Linked DNA regions of Homo sapiens: region 1 is linked to region 2. The links are chromatin loops, found by intact Hi-C in ENCODE. Cell type or tissue: endothelial cell of umbilical vein. All regions are shown on one strand. Links, peaks and the distances in the headings refer to the core of each region. The heading gives the core; the rest is flanking DNA.

Region 1 (2,917 bases), core at 130-2,629, 68 kb before region 2:
CTATTCATTTGGACCAAGAACTCTTTGATTTATGAAAGTTGAACAGATTAAGTGCAATTCCACCAGGATTTAACATGTATATAACATATTTTGCATTTTCATTCAGTGTTTGTTACAGAATGAGAGAAATGTCTTTAAGAAACTATTTGTTCTGTATATTATGGCTGTGTAACAATTTACCCACAAGTTTGTGTTGTAGAGCGACAGCGTTTCATTTTGCTCACTATTTTGTGGCTGAGTGATTCAGGAAGGGCTTAGCTGAGCAGTTCTCCCTTAGGGGTCTCTCCTGCAGCTACAGTCAGATGTGGGTGGGGGCTGCGGTCATCTGAAGTTAGACAGGCTGTGTATCCAAGGTGGCTCACTCACACAGCCACGGTGGAAGCTGGCTGCTGGCTGGGAGCTGAGCTGGAGCTGTCATTTTGAGCACCTACATATGGTCTCTTCAGTATAGTGGTTTGGGGGGAATTGTATTTCTTCTTGGTGGCTAGTTTTCCCTAGAGTAAATGTTCTAAGACCAACAAGGAAGGTTGTGTGTACTTTTTATGATTGATTCTTAGAAGTCACACAGCGTCACTTCCATTACACTCTCTGGGTGGAAGCAGTCCCAAGCCTGTTCAGCTTCAAGGGGAAGGAACGTAGGAGAGGATGTCTGTGAGGGCATGTCAAGGGATTTGTGACCATTTAAAAAATCACCACAGCTGGTCCTCTGGACACAGATTATTTATATCCTTCTAAATTTACATCCTTCCAAATGCAAAATACATTTACTCTCTCAAGACGCCCCAGAAGTCTCATTCAATATGACATCAGACTCAGGCTGGAGACGTGGGATCTAAAGATGCCCATGCAGATATGAGTGAGGCTCCTCAGGGATGGTCCTTCAGATGCTTTGTACTCTCTCTAAAGACCTGTGAATTAAAGGCTCCTCACACACCCAGGATACAATAGTGAGGGATAGGACAGCATACATGCTCTTCCTCCGCATGGAACTCTAAACAAGATCCCATTTTTTCTTTAGTCGCTTGGGTTCTACTACCAGGCAGGCAGTGTGCTAGAGTCAGAAGACTTTTTGTCGCCCCCTTGTGGTGAGGCTTCAGGCAAGCCACTTGACTCCTCTGGGTCTCATTTTCCAGGTATAATGAAATAAGACTGACAGGTCCCTTGAGAACTATTTCAGCTCAACAGTTCTGTGATTTCGTGAAATGCCAAAATTGTGCTACTTGGATATGAACAGACACAAATCATTGTGCATAATTAAGAACATTCCACAAGTAGAGAATGTTACTAAAGGATAAAATTAAAGTATGAATTAATAAAGAAGTAAATTTTGTGGGAAATAGAAGCTGATTTTGAACCAATTTTGCCACTAGAGGTCACCAGCATACCATCTCAAAGAGAATAAATAGGCTTTTGTCACTAATAGTTCCCTGTGTAGAACCCCTAAGTGGCATTCACGGTGTCTTTTCATTTACTTGGAATATCTCCTGACAGTTGTCAGAGACATATGTTATGATGAGGTGATGTCAGTGTCCCTCTAGGTGATGTTCCCAGTGTACCTAACGTTCTGTAAGCGTGAAGAGCCACCACCGGAACAGTAAGGAAAATGACTTTCTAGGATTTTCTGCTTTCTCACTGGGATGCGATGAGGGGCAGAGAGATAACTTGATAGGAAGTAATATAAGCTCTGAGGCGAAAAGGCAATGTGGAAATCCAGTGTCATCCTCAAATGCAGCACAGACATGTCAGCTTTTTTATGACACAGAGAAAGTACGGACTGGGAACAGAGCACTCGTTTATTCAGCCAATGTCTGTGGACCTGCCTTCAGGCACTGTGCTTGGCAGGGGCTATATCAATGGAGAAGATGCAGTTACTACCCTCAAGGGATTTAAGAAATGAAGTACAGGAGGTTTCTATTCAGATTCAATATTTTAATAAAAAATGTTTTTATTAATGGCCATTGACTTCTACTGATGCTTCCTGAATCTCCAGCTCGTGTGGTTCTCTTCCTTTTTGAACTTTAGATATCCATCCAGCACCTTCTGCGACATTTTGTAGTATTTCCCTTAAGATACTGTATAAAGAAGGAGGAAGAAAAATAGGAATTTGACACAGAACTAAAGATTATTCCATTTAGAGGTTTTTGGGAGAAGCAGGCTGGGATGGGCCCTGAGTTTCGCTACATATTTTTGCTGGTATGCCAAGAGTACTGACACCATGCCAGGCAACTTCTCTCAGATTTTCTTATTTTATCTTGCTGACAGACCTGTAGGGACAGGCACTGTAATCACCATTTCTGTCAATGGTCCCTTGCAGCACGGCAGTGGGTTTTTTTTTTTTTTTCTGGAAAGTGATGCTAAGAGTACACTTTAGGACTTTTATATCAAAGCTAGAACTGACTGTCACGTGACAATGTTAAAATGCTGACTTCAGTTGCGGCCAATGGTGCTTGTTAGGAAAAACTCTATTAAACTGTATTTTAGGCCAGCGCAGTGGCTCACACTTGTGATCTCAACATTTTGGAAGGCCAGGGTGGGAGGATCACTTGAGCCCAGGAGTTTGAGACCAGCCTGGGCAATATAATGAGACCTCATCTCTACAAGAAATAAGATTAGCGAGGCATGGTTCTGTGCCTGTAGTCCCAGCTATTTGAGAGGCTGAGGCAAGAGAATCACTTGAGCCCAGGAAGTTGAGGCTGCAGTGAGCCATGACTGTGCCACTGCACTCCAGCCTTGGTGACAAAGTGAGATCCTCTCTCTAAATAAATAAAATAATGTATTTTAACGTAAAACTCTTTGGGTGGGACAAACAATGCTCCAAGTAAAATTAATACCTTGAAACGTAAAGAGTCATGGAGATCTCCTGTGAAGAAACTTCTGTGAGTGACAAGAATGGATTCAGAATACCTCTGAGGACTAC
Region 2 (2,917 bases), core at 103-2,602:
GGAAGATCAAACCAATAAGACGTGAAGGCAAAACTCCAAACTGAAAACAGGTCAAACTTACAATGACCCAAAGGAGGGCTACCTCGAGTGATGTCGACATTTGTAAAACAAGCAAAATCATCAGATGAGATCGGGATTTTGCCTGCTTTTAAGCAACAAAAAGTTTATACGTTAATGAACTCTTTTCTAATTTGAGACTTCTTCCTGTGGCCACGTTATTTACCTTTTCTCTCCCAGTCCTGAGCTTTGGTTGCCATTTGCTTTTAACTCCCAAGCAAACACCTCCTCTTTGTTGCTTGGGCAGATGCTATAAATAAAATCAGCGAAAGTGTCTGATTGATGGTAAACAGGCCTGGGGCGATAATGAGTCTAGTAATTAGGGCCTCTCTGGATTCAACCCAGCCCTTTCGCCCGCCCCCCGGCGGCGCACAATGGGCTCTGCGCGGGTATCGAGGGAGCGGCCAACAGTCCCTGGCCCCACCGCCGTGAAGTGGGGTCCCTTCGCTTCCACATAGGTGGAGACTGAGACAGCCGAGCCTATTTTGATCTCGTTTGGGTTTCTGTAAGGAGCAGTCAGCAGAGTGAGCAGCGCCCAGACGCGCCCCGGGCCCCCTCTACAACCATTGGGAGAGCGCCCCGGGCTCAAGCGTGGAACGGGGCTGCAATGGCAACCGCTGGAATAACGGCCTCGGCTCCCGGTGGCTCCTCAAGCCCGCAGGGGAGGCCGGCCGGGCTAGGCACCTAGCTGTCCCCGTGCTCGTCCGCCCCAGCCCGGGCGCAGCAGGTGGATGCGGCGGTGCTGAAGACACAAAGGGTCCCAGGTGGCACCACCTCCTGCGTCCACCCACGGGGCCGCCAGAGCCCAGTCAAGACCCTAGCTCGCTGCAGCCCCATCGCCAGACTCAACATCCACCCTCACTTGGCCCCGACCGGTTCAGCCCTCTGGCGGCAAAGTAACGGGGTGCCTGGGGGAAGCAGCAACGACTCCGCTTCCTCACCCCAATCTGCGCGCAAAGGGCAGCGGGACAGCGGGAACGCGGCCTGCTGCTCACGCACCTCTCTTGCGGCCTGTTTTCGGCAGTGACAGCTCAGATGTCCAAGTCGTTGCCACTTGGTCCCCGCGTCTCTTCAGACCAGTCCCGCCGGCGGCCGCGCAGCAGCGACTACTAACCGCGCGTGCGCGTGCGGTGGCGGGCGGGAGGCGGTGGCGGCCCGAGGTGTGTGCTACGCGCTCCTGCTCCGAGGGGCTCAACCGCCTCCAGGGGGAGCCGCACATGGAGCCTGTGCCGCCGCCGGCCGGTTGTGGCCTGGACCCCGCTCCCGGGTTAGCCCAGGAGGAATTCCCCCTGCAAGTCCGAAGACTTTTCCTCCTCTGAGCTCCCGCCCTCTCTGCAGACCGTGCTACCTCCTGTTGCGCAATGATTGGGTCCTGAATTTTATGTAAATCATATTTATGAACAACGTCCAGTAATAAGTGCAGCAAGATTAGGGCTCTAGGTTTTCTCCAGAGTTCTAGATGTTAACAGATCTGCAGTCATGGTGATTAATAAGGAGCTTTCCTGTCTGGTGTGTGTATATGACAAATACAGATGCGTTAAGTGTTAATAAATACATTGTATATAAAACAATATGTTCTTTTTCTCTCGAACAACACTATTAATAAGAGCTGCTAACATTTATTGTGTTCATTGTGCTCTAAGGGGCTTACATTCATTGTTTAACCTTCGTGGCAACCCAGGTGATGAAACTGATGGCAACTTGCTCGAAGTTACACAACATGTAAACAGTGGAAACGGGATGTAAATCAGGCCTGTCTCTCTCAGAGCCTGTAGTTTCAAACACATTGAAATAAATCTTAGCATAAACGTAGTTTATGCTATGATTATGCAATCACAAGCTGCTTTGCCTTTTATATATTGGATCAATATTAATTTTACTACTTAATATTTTATAGTAAATCTTGACTTTGAATTTGGTATAACAATTTAATTTTATTGGAAGATTAATTAACAACATTTAATTGACTTGTGAGTCTAAGACCCTTGTTGAAGAGTTTCAATCTTAAGGGTTTGGTGGCATTCCGTGCACAACGTATCATTATTGGCTAGGGGTCAAGATCACTGAGTTTTTTCACATTGCTTCACTAATTAAGACCAGCATTTCTAAACTTTTGACTTTGTCATCTCTGGGAGAGTGTTTGGATAGTGTTAAAATTTACTGGTTAAAAAGACATTTTGTTTGAGATACTTTGTAACAATATTATACCCTTTATTTCTTTCTTCCGTCCTTCTGACTTCTATTATTCAACATACTTCTGTGGCCCATAACAAATACACTTGAACTGCTAGAGAGGGATTTTTTAAAGGATCCATTCAAAGTTTGCAGTGAGGAAGCTGAAAACTAAAAATGTAAGAATAGTGAATTTTTGCAAGATTTAGTAGTATCTTCTTGGTCACATAGTACTCAAAACCTTGAGAACATTTTTTTACTCTTTGGCTGCTACATTCACTGCCTCCATAAATTAAACTCTAACTCCATAAAATCATCTAAAAGAGGTCCTCACCCCCTCCAGTCCCTGTGCCATTTCTCTAGTTTAGATTCTCACTACTTTAGAAACTGTTGTTCAGAGTTACCTAACTAGTTGCCCCCCTTCAGAGCCTCCCACCTACACTTCGTAGTTTAATCCTCAGCTCATTCAATAGTTTCCAATGACCCTTCATTACCCACAGCATGAAATCTAATCTCTAACCTTGAAATTTAAGGCCTTAACATATCTCCAAAATTATTTGCCACTTATTGAAAGGATGATTGAATATAATATTTATAATTTGTTTAATAGGCAACTTTTCATCAGAATAATACAATGTGATAATGTCAGAGGAGAAAGAATAATCTGCAAATAAGACAAGGGGTATGG

The links. Peaks named below come from ENCODE experiments on the same cell type or tissue, not always from the same donor. Only the 100,000 strongest peaks of a DNase experiment are listed, where the experiment ranks them.
Region 1: a loop joins it to region 2, with 13 times the contacts of the local background. A loop is called at or near these places in 12 of 110 quality-filtered maps.

Annotation. Positions count from the first base shown.
Region 1 is chr4:140,358,903-140,361,819 of GRCh38, forward strand. The region is part of intron 2 of SCOC-AS1 (SCOC antisense RNA 1); the gene reads right to left. It also overlaps a transcript of SCOC not described here. Among named protein-coding and RNA genes, the nearest start is that of SCOC-AS1, 13 kb to the right of the region's middle. In endothelial cell of umbilical vein, for the core only: a CTCF peak has its summit at 1,098 (motif pointing left); a DNase peak (open chromatin) is centred at 1,179.
Region 2 is chr4:140,426,481-140,429,397 of GRCh38, forward strand. CLGN (calmegin) reads right to left here and starts at 1,168. Exons shown (of 15, transcript NM_004362.3): 1 at 1,057-1,168. RefSeq lists an enhancer at 325-374. In endothelial cell of umbilical vein, for the core only: a CTCF peak has its summit at 1,234 (motif pointing right); a DNase peak (open chromatin) is centred at 1,081; H3K4me3 peaks cover 1,114 bases; H3K27me3 peaks cover 203 bases.